2 separate regions of the Mus musculus genome follow, and region 2 is linked to region 1. Evidence: chromatin loops called from intact Hi-C (ENCODE). Cell type or tissue: heart. All regions are shown on one strand.

What was found. A loop is a pair of places that touch in the nucleus more often than their neighbours do. Peaks named below come from ENCODE experiments on the same cell type or tissue, not always from the same donor. Only the 100,000 strongest peaks of a DNase experiment are listed, where the experiment ranks them.
Region 2: it touches region 1 in a loop (9-fold over the local background); 3 of 42 quality-filtered maps call a loop at or near these places.

What each region holds. Positions count from the first base shown.
Region 1 is chr10:53,337,508-53,345,507 of GRCm38, forward strand. All of the region lies in intron 3 of Cep85l (centrosomal protein 85-like), which reads right to left. Pln (phospholamban) reads left to right here and starts at 179. Exons shown (of 2, transcript NM_023129.5): 1 at 179-288; 2 at 6,250-8,000. The coding sequence starts at 6,357. The coding sequence ends at 6,515. In heart, a CTCF peak has its summit at 3,992; DNase peaks (open chromatin) are centred at 214 and 6,544; H3K4me3 peaks cover 6,088 bases; H3K27ac peaks cover 4,126 bases.
Region 2 is chr10:53,083,864-53,091,863 of GRCm38, forward strand. It overlaps Slc35f1 (solute carrier family 35, member F1), which reads left to right. Exons shown (of 8, transcript NM_178675.4): 7 at 5,475-5,629. Among named protein-coding and RNA genes, the nearest start is that of Gm40649, 93 kb to the right of the region's middle. In heart, a CTCF peak has its summit at 4,144; no DNase peak of the experiment used is centred here.

The sequences.
Region 1 (8,000 bases):
TGTTATACACATTTTTAAGTTAAAAACTAAAAGCAAAGCACAAAGTGTTAATGGCATTTCCAAACCTAACATAAAATAAGTTCTAAGGTTTGGTTGTGATAAGAACATGGCTAACCAATCACATGTTAGAATTCCTACGTGATGTCATAAGACCTCCCTAGAATCCTTTTTCTCCTCCACCTACTGCAGCTGCTCCCATAAACCTGGGAACAGAAAACTGCCCAGCTAAGCTCCCATAAGACTTCATACAGCTTCATGCTCTGCACTGTGACGATCACCGAAGCCAAGGTAAGACGTGAGATCATTGACTTTGGACATTCTTACTTTCTGATATTCAATCTTATTAAACTCTTAAAAGAATTCTAACTCCCAAATTCCAATTCAAAGCTACATAATAAAAGAACCTGCTATGACAAAATGCTTAATTTCTAAATAAATTCTTACCCATTTACTGACAGTGAAAATTAGACAACTTTAAAAGAGATTCTATTCATCTTTAAATTTTGATTACTAGGTTTTTTTGGGTTTTCACATATGAACTCCCAATTTAACCCCCCATTATATTAGCATATATGGTAGGAGAGGTATATTAATTTTCATACAAAAGCAATGGTTTCATGTGCTATGTGTTGCTTGTTAAAACACAGTGCAGGACGAGGCCACTTATTTACAGCTGGGGCACAGCTTATTTTCAGCTTATTTATAACTGAAGGGTATGCACACTGTGAGTACACTTATTTGACGACATTACTGTAGTTCTTAAGGTGATACAATAAAAGAGATTTTTAAGAACAGATAGTAGGAACTACTTTTCAAATGCTCTTGAAGACTGTTACTCTCTAAAATTCCAGTCAACCTTTAAACACTTCTAGAACTTTTATTTTAATGAAAATAGCTTGTTTTAGTTTGAAGCTATAAAGAACAAGTTAGATAGTTTTAAAACAAGCACATGTCTTTATTAAGTGACAGAAAATAATTCAACATTTTTAAAAGTAAAAAGGACATTTTAGCATACAAACATTTCTCAAGAAATTTAATAAGTGTATATTCCTCTAACAACAGAGTACATTTATCAAGTTTTTATTCTCCAGTGTTCTTAAGTTTCCTGCTGTGAATTTAGAAGTAAAACAAAATATTCAGGAAATTGATATGCAACAAAAACTTTATTATTGCTATTTGTTAAAATCTCAATCTACTAAGTAAAATATTTTCTCACTATTAAATCCAATAGATCACATAGAAAATAAACAGATTTTTATTTTACTATTTATATTCCTATCATATTTAAATGCTAAATAAAACTTACCTCTACAATTCTCAATTCCTATAATTCTAACTCTGCTGCTTATGACAAACACAGCTGTCTCCTACACAACATTCTTGTCATGTAAAAACATTTTTAGTATGTGCTTTAACTCCAAGGAACACTGGTCTCTCAATAATTTTGTAACCCTAAAAATATTTTTTCTTTGATATTATACAAATTACACTTGGTGCCAAGTTTATTTGTCATATTTCTGCTATTTTTATTTATCTATCCACTGTGTTGCTGGGGGACTAGGGAAGAGAGTGAGAGAGAGAGAGAGAGAGAGAGAAAGAGAGAGAGAGAGAGAGAGAGTGTCATTGCATGTCTGTGAAGGTCAGAAGAGTTTGTAGGAGTCAGTTCTTTCTTCCCACCATGTAGGTCTCAGGAGTCAAGCTTGGGTCGTCAGGCTTGGCAGCAAGTGCCTTACCTACTGAGCCCTTTCCCCGGTCCCTGAAGGTTTACCTTAATGCCTATCCAATAGCATTCTCAAACTTGAACAGTGTGTGCAAAAGTTTTTTTCAGTGGAGTAAGGGGTAGGTAATGAGTTTCTTTCCACCAGAATTTCCTTATATCACAATTAGTTACAAAAAAAAGGAAGCAACTTCTAGAAAAAAATATAAATTCTGCTATAGAAAGCATCTTTAGCAGATTAAGCAGATGCTGCCTGTAGTTAAAATTTTCAATATAAAGCACAGTTTCTACATAGCTTTATGGTGACATTGAAGTATTTTGTTTATAAAGGTACATGCTTTAAAAGTAAGCACAAAAAAGGATAAAATCAATGAAGAAATGTAACAGATACACTAAAAAAGAATGAGATGATTTGCTTTGCCAAAAGGAGTTGCCGCAGTGTCATTTCCTAAAGCAAATCAAAATTGTTTTTAGAATATTTTAGTAGACATAGAGGAAAATTGCTGCATTTGGGTCATTATTAACAAATATTGTTTCTTAATCTCACCAATTTATCAAGACATAATATTTGCATTGGCTATAGAATTCAAAGTATATATTAAAACATCAAGTGAGGATGATTAAAGTATAGATCACTGCTATAAATTACACAGCATAAGCACATTTTTTCTGAAGAACATTTTCCTAAGTGCACTTACACACAGACACTCCCTCTTAATTCTTTGTATGCATCTCTACATCATCATTTGGAGAACAGATTTTAAAACAAGTGAGCTCTGTGAAGTTCACAGAGCTACAAGCAAATAGGAGACCTTGTGGGAGAGGCCATTTGCACCTCTGATCCCGTTCAGTGATGAGCATGGTTAAGATACATCATCATCCTGACAAGGTACAGAAAAAGAAAAGCAAATGCAAAATGCTGTGAATGGTCATTTTCTGAGAAAATGAGGATGCAAACTACTGCTAACTAAAAAGCATTCCTCTGTTTCATTTAAATCCATCAAGTGTTGGATCTGTACTATTCTGTATGATATTCTAAACATTATCTTCAAAGTCAGGCATAAAGTTACTGATGTCCTTAGTTTTTAAGCAGTAAATTCTAGTCAGCAAAGTTCAAAATAATCACATAGACATGAACATACCAGAATCAAATTAAAATATACAATCATTAAGTTTGCTCTATTGATAAAAAATATACCTCCAATCCATTTAAGCTTGTTATCTAAAAATCAGACTGATTTTTCCATAACTCTGAACAAAGGCTTCAACACTCTATTGCATCCCTACAGTGCATCAATTTCATTTCTTACCTGCTCACTCTACCCAAGGTCACTGTTTTCAAGGTTCCTGGATAAAAGAATCTTGCATTGTTATTTACACAATGAATATAATTTTCATCTAATATAGGAATTCACACATTGATCAGACCAACAAAAACAAAAATTTAGAGTTGGGAATGAAAAATATAGTCTTTCTAAATTATAGCAGCATGGCTGATAAGCAGCAGTCTCTTTGGACATTCCAAGAGTGTGTAGTACTTCAGTTTCCTTACCCAACACAATTCTGAAGCATGCATTACCAAATAAACACATGAAAATAAAGCCTTCTTGGGTATTCTAATACCCATGGAGGGATTTACAGAGACAAAGTTTGGAGCTGAGACAGAAGGAAGGACCATCCAGAGACTGTCCCACCCGGGGATCCATCCCATAAACAGCCACCAAACCCAGACACTATTGCATATGCCAGCAAGATTTTGCTGAAGGGACACTGATATAGCTGTCTCTTGTGAAGCTATGCCAGTACCTGGCAAATACAAAAGTGGATGTTCACAGTCATCTATTGGATAGAACATAGGGCCCCCAATGGAGGAGCTAGAGAAAGTACCCAAGGAGCTAAAGGGGTCTGCAACCCTGTAGGAGGAACAACAATATGAACTAACCAATACCCCCAGAGCTCGTGTCTCTAGCTGCATATGTAGCAGAAGATGGCCTAGTCAGCCATCATTGGGAAAAGAGGCCCTTGGTCTTATGAAGATTATATGCCCCAGTATAGGGGAATGCCAGAGCCAGGAGCAGGAGTGGGTGGGTTGGAGAGCAGAGCGGCGGGAGGGTAAAGGGACTTTCGGGATAGCATTTGAAATGTAAATGAAGAAAATATCTAATAAAAAAAATCTTTTTAAAGAAATGAGGAAAAAAAGAAAGGAAGGAAAGCCTTCATGTGTATGCTCTGCCCCATCAGTAGAGCTTACAGGCAACTGAGGACCTCTAGTGCTTCAGAGCACGTACTACATCTTCAGGGCTTTCCATGAATTGGGTGCATCACTCACTCCTCTACATGAACAGGGGTTTATTTGCTAAGTGCCCCTCAATTTTCCTTAGAACTTCCCAAATACTGTCTCCCTACAGCCTGTTTAAAAAAAAAAAAAACAGACTCTGAAGCTTCAGTATAAGGCTAAAAATCACTTTCATGGAGGCACAGGAGCCTTGTAATCCCAGGCAAAAGCAGGACTGCAGAGTTCAAGACTAACCAGTGTGACACACAGTAAGTTTAAGACCAGCCTAGACTACACAGTCCAAAATCGGGGCTGTGTTAATTCAAATAAATATGTTCAATTTCACATAAGTATACATCAATAAAAATAAACCTACGGACGAAAATATCAATTGCCATGAGCTAATTTCAGAGGGAAATTTTTAACAGAATTTTTTAATTGGTCCAATTTCATTCTGTTTACACAATTTTTATCACAACTAGACAGAAGCAGGTGAAGAGACTCTGACGCTTCAGTCTGCACAACAAAGCTGGGACCAAAGGAACTTGCCAGCTTACAATTCTGCAGTCTTAAAGGGGCTTCATCCCAGTGAGCTTTCCTGCGTAACAGGTTGATCTAACTTTTTTGTTTTTGTTTTTGTTTTTTTGTTTTTTTTGTTTTGGTTTGGTTTGGTTTGGTTTTGGTTTGGTTTGGTTTGGTTTTTGGTTTTTCGAGACAGGGTTTCTCTGTGTAGCCCTGGCTGTCCTGGAACTCACTTTGTAGACCAGGCTGGTCTTGAACTCAGAAATTCGCCTGCCTCTGCCTCCCGACTGTTGGGATTAAAGGAATGCACCACCACGCCCGGCTCCTTCAGGGTTTTATACAGATAACTTCTACCCCTACCCAACAGGTTCCTAACAAAGGATATGACTTTTTTTTTTTTTTTTTTTTTTTTTTTTTTTGGCTAGGACCTCACTGTCTAGCCCTGGTTGCCCTGGAACTTGCTATGTAGAGCAGACTGGCTGAAACTCAGAGCTCAGCCTAACTCTGCTCTCCGTCTGGAGTGATAAGACCTAAGGCAAGAGCCGCCACACCTGACAGTATGGTACTGTAGGATTACTGCCGTCTGTAGCTTTCCTCTTCCTCCTCCTACTAAAACAAAAATGATACTTCTGAACTTAATTTCCTAAATTCCGATTTATTCTCTTTAAACAGAGAGAGAGAAGATAATACAAGGTCCCACTAGGAAAAGTAAAGAATTGCTGGTAGCGATCAATCCTTCCAAAAGTGAGAACAGATCCCACACACATAGAACACAAAACTTGGGTTCTCTTCTGCTTCTTACATAACTAAAATACGGGATCTCATATTTCCCACAACCAAATATACATTGTATTTCCAGCACTCTGGTACAAAAATCAGAAAGATTAAACTTCAAATTAGTCTGTAAGTAAAGAGGCTCTGTGTCTCCAGTAAACACCCAATGAACATATACAGTCATCTTTTTAAACCTGTAGCTAATTTTCTGTTAACACGCTTTATTTTGTTGTATTTACTATCAAAGCTTTGAACCTTACATATTCAGCCATAGTTTAGAAGTTTTGAAAGAAGGCCAGACACAAACCCACCCCTGGTAGCCAAGATTAGCTGAAAACTGGCACTGTGATAGTTTAAAACGATAGTCCTTACTGTGCCTTCTGAGTTTGGAAGTCTTTAGTACTTAACATCTTCTTAAAGTGTTTAAAATAACATTCACCAAGAGGCTGGATCTGGGAGGAGTCCGGAGGATGTATATATGATCAAATACACTGAATGATTCTACAAATCTATAAATCATAAAAGAGAATGGCAAGTGGCTAGAATCTGCTTTTTATTTCATATTTTTCACTTAACTATTTTATTTTGGACTAAAACTAGGATCCAAGATATGTTACTATATGCATTTCTTTTTACAAGATTATTTCTGAAACATTAATAGTAAATGTTAAAATCAATTGTGTTTACAGAGAAACAGAGCTTTAAAAAAAGTAACCAAGAAAATAGCCCCAAAGAAGCACCTCATAAATCAAGTACTAGCCGCCAAAGCCGTGGCTCTCCCCGCTCACCCAGGACAGTGAGACGCTCACACATGAGAGACAGAAGAGAGGCCTTGGGGACTGGAGAAGGGGATGGGATTTAAAATACAGCTGAGGAACGAGCTGCTGCAAAGCTGTGCATATCTACCCAGAGAACGGGTTTAGGTATGAACCTAATCTGTTGACTATTTTTTACATCCCAGGTCTCCTAAAAGAAGACAGCTCACATTTGGCTGCCTGTTGTCAACTTTTTATCTTTCTCTTGACCACTTAGAAAAACTTGTCTCCCTACTTTTGCCTTCCTGGCATAATGGAAAAAGTGCAATACCTCACTCGCTCGGCTATCAGGAGAGCCTCCACTATTGAAATGCCTCAGCAAGCACGTCAGAATCTCCAGAACCTATTTATCAATTTCTGCCTCATCTTGATATGTCTGCTGCTGATCTGCATCATTGTGATGCTTCTGTGAAGAGCTGCCGCCACTCCAGACCTGCAACATGCCAACTCAGCTTAAAGCCGAGCACTCCGTCATGGGGGAAGCAACGCACCGCTGCCTTCCGGCTGAGAACAGCTTTGTGAGGGTCACGATTAAGAGTGAAACTAATTGTTAGCCAGTGTATTCATCTGCTGGATCTTGTAAACAAACTTTACAGTGGCTAAGTGTGCATAATGTAGCTGCCAATTTCCTCAACATGGCTCATAAATTTCTTTCCTAAATATTTCTGACAATGAAGTATGAGTTTTAATTTTGAAACACCACTACCAAAAAAGTTCACTTTCTATATCCAACTCTAGCAAGGTCACTTTATAGCTCCAGTCTGGGGAATAAATGGAATATATACTGCATTGCCACTACCTTTTTTATAGGAACTAAGTGTTCTTCAGTTCTCCACAAAGTAGAAAATAGTCATTTAAATGAAGTGTTCTTATTGAAAATAGCTCACTGGGTCCTCACATAGATGACACAATGATGACGATGATGATGATGACGACGATGATGATGATGACGACGATTCAAATCTCTTGGTCACTACTGTCAGAACAAATACCTTGAAAAAATGTTGTGCCCTTTTTCTACACACTAGTATTTTTAAGCTTATGAGAGTTAAAGGGGGAAATGTAAGAACATATTCTCATATAAAATTATTCACTAATTTTGCTCAAGGGCTGTGTACATGTACATGTACATTAACCACAAATCTGCTCTCTCTAGGGTTTGATCAACAAGCAGGAACATCTTGCTGTGTTGGCTGTGATAATCACTAAAGATCCAGAGTCTCACCTGAAGCTTGTCGCTCTCATGTATCTCCTTGGTTTAATAGCGTTTCTCAAATAATGAAGATAACAGTAATAACCAAGCTGTAGTAAGACACAGCTCTTTCTTTTCCTGATCTCCCAGAGAGGAAGTGGTTGTCCCCTAACTTTAGAAGTAGAACTAGAGAGCTAGTGTATAATTCTTACTGACCATGGTTTCAATTTCCCTTTCTAAGTTTCTACTATCTCTCAATAACTACTAAAATAGAAGCAAAAAATAGATTGGAAAATATATTCACCAAAATTTAGTGACTTAAACTGGATCAAGTACAAAACAGTTTATGCCTAACTTTGCAAACCCACAATTTTTAAGTCCAGTTCAAAACATGCTACTAACATAGCAATTATTAAGGAAGAGAATTGTAATTAGATATATTTTCCATAACCATTACTACAAAGACATAAAACATCAGTATTCACTTTGGTCTTTAGCAGAGCAGCTGAAGGCTGCTGATTTAAACTGTTTGAACCCCTGGTAGAAAGGAAGCTGTTCGGGTTCAGAAATTATCTAAAGAGTAGCCCCTAAAGGAGTCCAATGGTAACAGGGGGTCTCTTCATAAAGGCTGGAGGGGCCCATCACAGAAACTATAAAACATGGATGACATCATCTCTAACTCAGTGGTATTTAACGTTCCCTTTC
Region 2 (8,000 bases), 250 kb before region 1:
CTATACTACTCATGGGCAGGTCTCCAGAAATGATTGTCTCCTTGTGATCAACCCCTATGGTACTCCCCTAATTTCTAACCTTAGGTAATATGACTTCAGCTTTATTTTTCCACATCATGTGATGTGATTCATAGCTGTTACAACTCTCTGGCTGCCTCTCTATCCCTGTTTCCCTGTCTTTGTCATCACTGAAATATATTTGTAGCATGTGTTCTACTAAACACCCTCTGTTCAATCTTGTATCGGCTGTGTTTCTTGACCAACATACTCAATAAGCTCATTTCCTGCTTGTCTAAAAACAGAAGCAACAGCAATGGCCTTACTTTACTTTTGAGATTAGCTAATGACCCATGACACACAGCAAAGACCCCATAGGATTAACCAGTAGTGTAATTTTCAGTTTCTCTACCTTAAATCTCTTCCCTGCATGAGAACAAGAGAAACCAAACTCTAAACTTAGTTAGGAAACACATTTCAGACAAAAAAAAAATTGTTAAATATACACTCTGTCTATAAATGTACCTAAGGTCATCGTGTAGTTGCTAGCCAAAAAAGAATTTCATTTGTTTGATCATGTCTAGTGATTCAAAACTCTCCTCAGACAACAAATTGGGTTTTGAGGTGAATCACTAACATCCATTAAGGACCTAATGCCTATCTCAGACCAGTGGATGGGCGAGATGTGGTACTTTATCATCCCAGCTCTGTCTCATTGTGTGCTTTATGGCTGTGATTGACTCACAAAATAAGGTACCATCCACACAAGTACTAGCTGGCTTAGTAGAAGAATTAACTATAATAGCAGTTTGTGTGTCACTCTGCCACCCACATCTAACTTCAGCAACTTTATGAAATATACTTAGAATGTTTAAGCTGGAACCATCCTGAGTTGGTCCAGTTATTAATGTGAAGGCCTACTATATAGCTGTGTTCCTACTCTGCTTAGCTCAAAGCTTTGGTTTCAAAGCTGTGCCTCTTCTCTCAGCATGTTCATGATGTATCCAGAACTCCCTGGACAGATCCACATGAATGGATGAATAACTATCTAAACCAACACATTCAAACAGTGCTTCATGTCCACTGAAAACCCAGTCTTCTCATTGCCCACATTATCCTAGGAAATGGCACCGAATTTCAACCATTTGCTAGAGTAGAAAGCCAGTCACCTCCCTGATGCCTTCCTTTCTCTCACTGCTACCTCCAAGCCATCAATAAGTTGGTTCAGTAGTCACAGACCCAGCCATTTTCCTTTTCCCTCCAAGTGAACCACCAGCCTTTCTTGCTGGACAGAGATACTATTCTTTTCCTATCTCTCTTCCCATCCCTTCCTCATTCCACTCCTCCTCCAAAGAGCAGCCAAAGTCATCTTTTGAAAATGTAGATCAGATTATGTTAGGTCACTGGTACAAACTGCTCGGAATATTCCTACTGAAGGGTTAATGGGGGTCCTGCGTCTAGTCCACCACAGGGCTTGGGCCTCTCAGGGAGACAGGACAAGGGAGTCTGACAGCACTTTAACCACGTGGTTGTTGGGAGGGTGTCGGCCCGTAGAGCAGCCTAAGGAACACCGCTCTGGGGTTCAGGGAGCGCAGTCTGAAGTCCCGATGACCACAGGAGTTGGCTTGGGGATCCCCAGGCCTGCAGGGAACTGGGGGCCATCTGGCTCTCAGGCTCTTGGGCACCCAGGCACCACTGAAAGCTACAGAAGAGCTGAGAATGAAGTGGGGGCCCCCACAGGCTGGATCTAGCCCAGGGCCAAGGTGTAAAAGAGGGGGAGCTCCAGATGGATCCCATGGGGATGAGTCCTTGGCTTGGTCAGAGGTCAGTTGGCTTGGCTTGGTGGTTGTAGCTGGGGGCACAGAGAGGCCTGTACAGAGATTAGGTGCAGCTCTATAGGGGAAGACCTTCTATATGGCTCTCAATGGTGGAGCCCAGTGAAAAGAGGCAGTACCTGATTTTAAGGCATTTATTGTCATGGTGGAAAGTGGATTTGTAAAACCATACTCCACTTTTCAGGACAGGCCTGAGGTTAAATACCTTTTGCAGGGAGGGGTGTCTGGGAAGGAAAGCTTAATTGGCTAAGCCCTTCAGGCCTTTAGGTACCTTATCAAAATGGACATCTATCTTAAGCCTATGTGACATGTGGTCATATCCTCTACCTGTGGAGGGGCTTGGAGCATTGTCCTTATGTGACTGACGGTCACAAATCTATGGAGGCTACAGCCTCATGTCAGGAGCCTAGTGTCTGGCAACCAGACAAAATCCCTGCCCCCCCCTCTCTTTTTCTTTAGGTATTTATTTCATTTACATTTCCATTGCTATCCCAAAAGTCCCCCACATGCTCCCCCACCCACTCCCCCACCCACCCACTCCCACTTCTTGGCCCTGGCGTTCCCCTGTACTGAGGCAGATAAAGTTTGCAAGTCCAATGGGCCTCTCTTTCCACTGATGGCCGACTAGGCCATCTTCTGATACATATGCAGCTAGAGACATGAGCTCTGGGGGGGTACTGAGTAGTTCATATTGTTGTTCCACCTATAGGGTTGTAGATCCCTTTAGCTCCTTGGTTATTTTCTCTAGCTCCTCCATTGGGGGCCCTGTGATCCATCCAATAGCTGACTGTGAGCATCCACTTCTGTGTTTGCTAGGCCCCGGCATAGTCTCACAAGAGACAGCTATATCTGGGTCCTTTCAGCAAAATCTTGCTAGTGTATCACCGGGGTTTCTAACCTTAGCTCAACCAGGAACCAGGCTGACTTTCATGGTCCTACATCCTACTGCAATTACAAATTTCTTTCTAAGATATATAGGGCTCTGTGTGCTCTGCCGGCCTCCCTGATTTCTCTACCTCAACCCTGTGATTCAGTTACCCTGGCTTCTGAAAACCCCCAGAATGAACATAACTTTACCCTACTTGAGAATCTTTTCAGGTGACGACACCACTACCTAAAATATTCTTTCCACACCTTCTCTAATCTCCTGCTAGTCCTTCACATTCAGAGTAAATGCCACGTTGGCAAGGCAGCCTTATATGAGCATCCTTCCTAAATCAAGCCCTGGCCATTCTCTTTTAAGAAATCTTTTATTCCCTCACCATGAAGAGCTCTAAGCTTTTTGTCTATTCCTCATTTTGCCAGATTCCTGGCCAAAAGCATGGGCATGCTAGATTCCCAATGAAGAATTCACTGAAAAAGAAAGTGACTGCAAAGCATTAGAAATCACCAGTCCACCGAAGGATATGATTTACCAGATAAGAAGACAGAAAGTTTGGAATCGAGAACTTGTGAACACAGTCATCCTATGATCTAAATCAACAGTGCCCAAGGCAGTGAGGCAGGCAGGCAGGCAGGCAGACAGACAGGGAGACAAAATGACAGGTAGACAGGCAGGCAGGCAGACAGACAGGCAGGCAGGCGGATGGAGGGACTGAGGGGGCAGGGAAAGAGAGAAAGAAGGAAGAAATGAAGGGAAAAGAAGTGAAAAAAGAAAGAAGGAAGGAAGGGAGGGAGGGAGGGAGGGAGGGAGAAAAGAAAAAGAAGAAAAAAAGGCAGGCTCTCGTGTATCTGGACTGTATTCTACCCAGATTTGATTATCTTCAGTAGAATACTTTAAGGGTAGGTCTTGCTCCCTGTCTTTTAATGCCAGATTTCTTTTTTTTTCTATTTTTAATTAGATATTTTCTCTATTTACATTTCAAATGTTATCCCCTTTCCTAGTTTTCCCCTGAAAATCCCCTATCCCCTCCCCCTCCTCCTGCTCCCCAAACCACCCACTCCCATTCCTGGTCCTGGCATTCCCCTATACTGGGGCATAGAGCCTTCACAGGACCAAGTAATGCCAGATTTCTTAAGGAATACTGAATCAATTCTCAAGTCTTTTATGTATTAGTTATGGGTTATTTAGCATTTGTTATATTTTTTGTATGATGTCTAAAAAGAAAATGAATTATAAGTGGCATAAAACCCTAGTGTAAGGAAATTGACTATGTTTATGGAACTAAAAGTTCTTGTGGGGAGTGGCATGCTCCCTACTAGCATTTTAGCAGATATATGTATACATGTAATGAGATATACTAGCTTACTGAACTCAGAAAATAGGGGTATCATCTCTCTCAGTACGAAGGGCATGTCCACCACACTAGAGGGGGCTGTTGCACTATTTGCTTAATATTCACCATGACTTTTATGTGTATCTGATGTAGCTTTCCTTAAACTTAGGATGAGAAACACAGAATAAAACCTGGGCTCTTTAGTATCTTTCATAAGAACAAAACAAATTCATTTCTGGAGGAACCACTGGTCTTAATCAGAGGGACTGGACATCCAATAGTAACCAAGTTCCACTGAATTCACAGGATTCAAAGGAAGTGAGGTGCTCATATCCTACCCCAGATACGTTTAATCCAAGATTCCATTAGAAAGGCTACTTATAATATCCAGAGAACCAATGAATTGTATCACATCTTGTACTTTCAAGGCAGAGAAATGAGTACTACTTTTGTGCATATGTACCTGGGAAGTGAAAGAATCTATAATTACTTATAAAACCCTGCTATATATCATCCAAAACTCTGTACTCCTGGTTAGTATTACAAATGATGTGTCTAGAGTTCACAGTAGCCTAGGAAATGTGACAGAAGAATGACACTTAATTGGGAGAGGTGAACAAAATTCAGTAATTTTAAAGAAATTAACAGATTTCCTATGTTCAAAGCAATCACATTGTCTGTCCAAAGACATGGTTAAGACATGGTAGTTCAAGTCCAGTTTGTCTAATTGAAACACCTGCATAGATAACCATTCAGAGCAGTCTATGATTATTTTATTTATATATATATATTTTAATGTCAAATATAATATAATGTAAAATACATTTTACAAGTATAATCTAAGAGGATAAAAATGTTTTGAAATACATAGGCAAGCCATAAGAGGTGGCTCAGCAACTAAGGGAGCTTTGCTGTTCTTGCAGAGGGGCTGGTATGTGCTTTTTGCCACCCATACTGGGGGGCTCACAATGGCTTTCACCTCCAGCCCCAGGGGGTCTGATACTTCCTTCTGGTTGCCACAGATGTGTGCCTGTGTGTGCTCACACACACACACACACACACACACACACACATACACACACACACACAGGGGTGGGGGAGGAGGAAAGGAGGAGAGAGAGAGAGAGAGAGAGAGAGAGAGAGAGAGAGAGAGAGAGAGAGAGAGAGAGAGAGGAGAGAAACAAGAAGTATCCTTTCTCAGCTCCATGGGAAGAAGCAGAATGTATATTTTCCAAGCATAAGTTTTAGGTTCTCACTTATGTTTTATCTATGTGCCAGCTCATATTAAACACCATTTAATACAGTGAAAGAAAAGAAAGCACCTTTAGTGAGTCTTGGGTGATGCATCCCTTCCCCTTATCCTCTAAGTCCAGATACTGAAGATGCCCCACAAAGGTCCTGACACTGTCTTCTCCTTACTCCCCAGGACTGCTCTATGTTGGCTTTAGTGCCTGCATGTTTGGTCTCTACAGCTTTATGCCAGTTGTCATAAAGAAAACGAGTGCCACCTCGGTCAACCTTTCTCTGCTCACAGCAGATCTGTACAGCCTGTTCTGTGGACTCTTTCTCTTCCACTACAAGGTACGTTGAATCGGGGTTTCTCTGTGACAATACCAATTTAGGAATATCAAGTGCTGGTGGGGGTGTTATGGGATTTAGTGTGGGTGAGGGTCTTGACTTTATGTGGTAAATGGGAATCCAGCTCTAGGTGGAGATCCATATTTTGCAAATTCATATTTAAACTCAAAATAAAGGCAGCACTTTGTCCTGAGAGACCAGTGACTAGGGACAATTGCCAACAAAAGGTCAGCAAGAGCTATGGGGAGATAAGCTCTTTAATAGTGGAGGTCAGTTCAACCTAGAAGGTATGCTTTCCAGTCTGAGATTAGAAAGTTATATCCAACTCCCAAACTGCAGCTACAAAACATATTTTACCAAAGCCCTTGGTAGATTGTGTTCTCTGTGGAAGTGACATAATCCCAGAAGTTTTGACTTGCAAACACGAATGAAAAAGGCCATTGTGTTTCCTCAAGGAAGTTTCTTAACTAAATTACTATGGTTTGGTAGAAAAAAAAAAAAAAGAGAGAGAGAGATGACTTGTGCCAAGCAGATGCAGTCAATATATCAGCCCTGGAAGAACGAAGAAATGATCCCTCTAAAGATTGCTGTCTCTTCAAAGGCAACACTGCACTGACTACTCTCCTGTTGTCATAAAACACACTGACAAAAAACAGCTTTGGAGAAAAAAACGTTTATTTTAGCTCACAGTTCAGAGGGTGAACCCAGTCCATTCACGTGAGGGAAGCGTGGCCTGGCATTCAGGAAGTGCAATGATCAAATTCCAGGACACACAGACAACACAAAGTGAAACAGGAGCCAGTCTACTAAACCCTCAAAGCCCTCCTCTGTGATATACTTTCTTCAGCAAGGCAATTTCTTCACATCCCAGTGGTTCCATCACCTTCCCAAACAGCACTAACTCTAGATCCAGTCCTCAAATATATATGTCTGGGCGGGGGAGGGAATTTCTCATTCAACATACAACAAAGACTCTACATGCATCTTCACAGGGGTAGGCATGACTAATTGAATATGGTGTGCCAAGGTCCACTGTTATTCCTCTTAACACCACATTTGCTGCATCCATTAACAATCAGAGTTGGCATATGTGGTTGTATTTCAGTGAGCCTGCTGATTTTCAGGACTAGAAGATGTTAAACCCTCCATAAATGCTAACTGCCCTTGCTGTCTCTGACTGGAGCCTTTCCTTCCTGTGATCCTGTGTCAGAACTCCTCAAAGTCCAGCTGTCTCTGTGATCCTGTGATCCTGTGATCCTGTGATCCTGTGATCCTGTGATCCTGTGATCCTGTGATCCTGTGATCCTGTGGTCCTGTGATCCTTGGCATTTCAGAGTACCCCGGAGTCAGGTTCCCTCTGGGTGTTGTAGGAGTGGGTGTGGAGTCAGTGCCAAGACTGTTCTGGGTGCAGGTTCAAACCAGAAGGAACCCATGCCATTGGCTGGGCATGGGTTCCTGTGTCCCTGGATCCTGTAAGTCCCAGTTAGTCCAGGTGTTGGGGCAGATGTTGTGGGCTCACCTGTGATCCTGAGTGTTTCAGAGCACCTGGGAGTAGGGCTCCCTCTGGGTGTTGTAGAAGTGGGTGCAGAGCCAACACCCCAGGTCTGCTTAAGAAGTGGAGCAGGGGCTGTCTCCATTTCTGTTCCCTAGCATTATATCCCCTTCCCTTCACTGGACTGCCCAATTGGGCCTCAGTGAGAGAGTATATGTCTACTTCTGTAGGGTGGGGTAGTACCAAAAGGGAGGGTGTCCCCTTTCTCTGAGGAGGAGGGAATTTTAAGGATGAGACTAGGAGAAGAGGTGAGGATTATGATCAGGATGTAAAGTAAATTTTAAAAATTTAATTATTAAGGATAAAAGTGAGCACAATCAAGTAGTTCTCAACTATGGCCTCTTGGGAAGAGTTTTCAGAATCCTGGTCTAGCCTCCAGTCTCACTGATCCAGGCAATCTATGCATCTGATGCTTCAGCACCTCCCACTGTCTACATGGTTTAGACTTAACTATTTGTGGTCACAAGAAAACAGAGCTAGGGCCAAGTGGTACCAATAAAATGATTACTGGTAAATAGGAACACTGCCAGAAAGAAATAATTGCAAATGGGAACCTGACTGTCCTAGGAATCCGTTTCCATCACTGCCAGAGTCAGGATGTACATATAGGAGAAGGAGTGGAGAGGGCCTCGTGCTTTAGTGCTGGGGATTATACCAATGACCTCTGAAATCTCATTAGGTTTTACTACAGCCTGCAGTTAAGACTTTATCCTCTCACTTCATCATGATGTGTTTATACCACCTTCTGGTATGGTCATAAATGTCCGTAAGTTGAGAGGAAAGGCAACTTTCTCACAGATGTTGCTTACCCATGCAGAACTA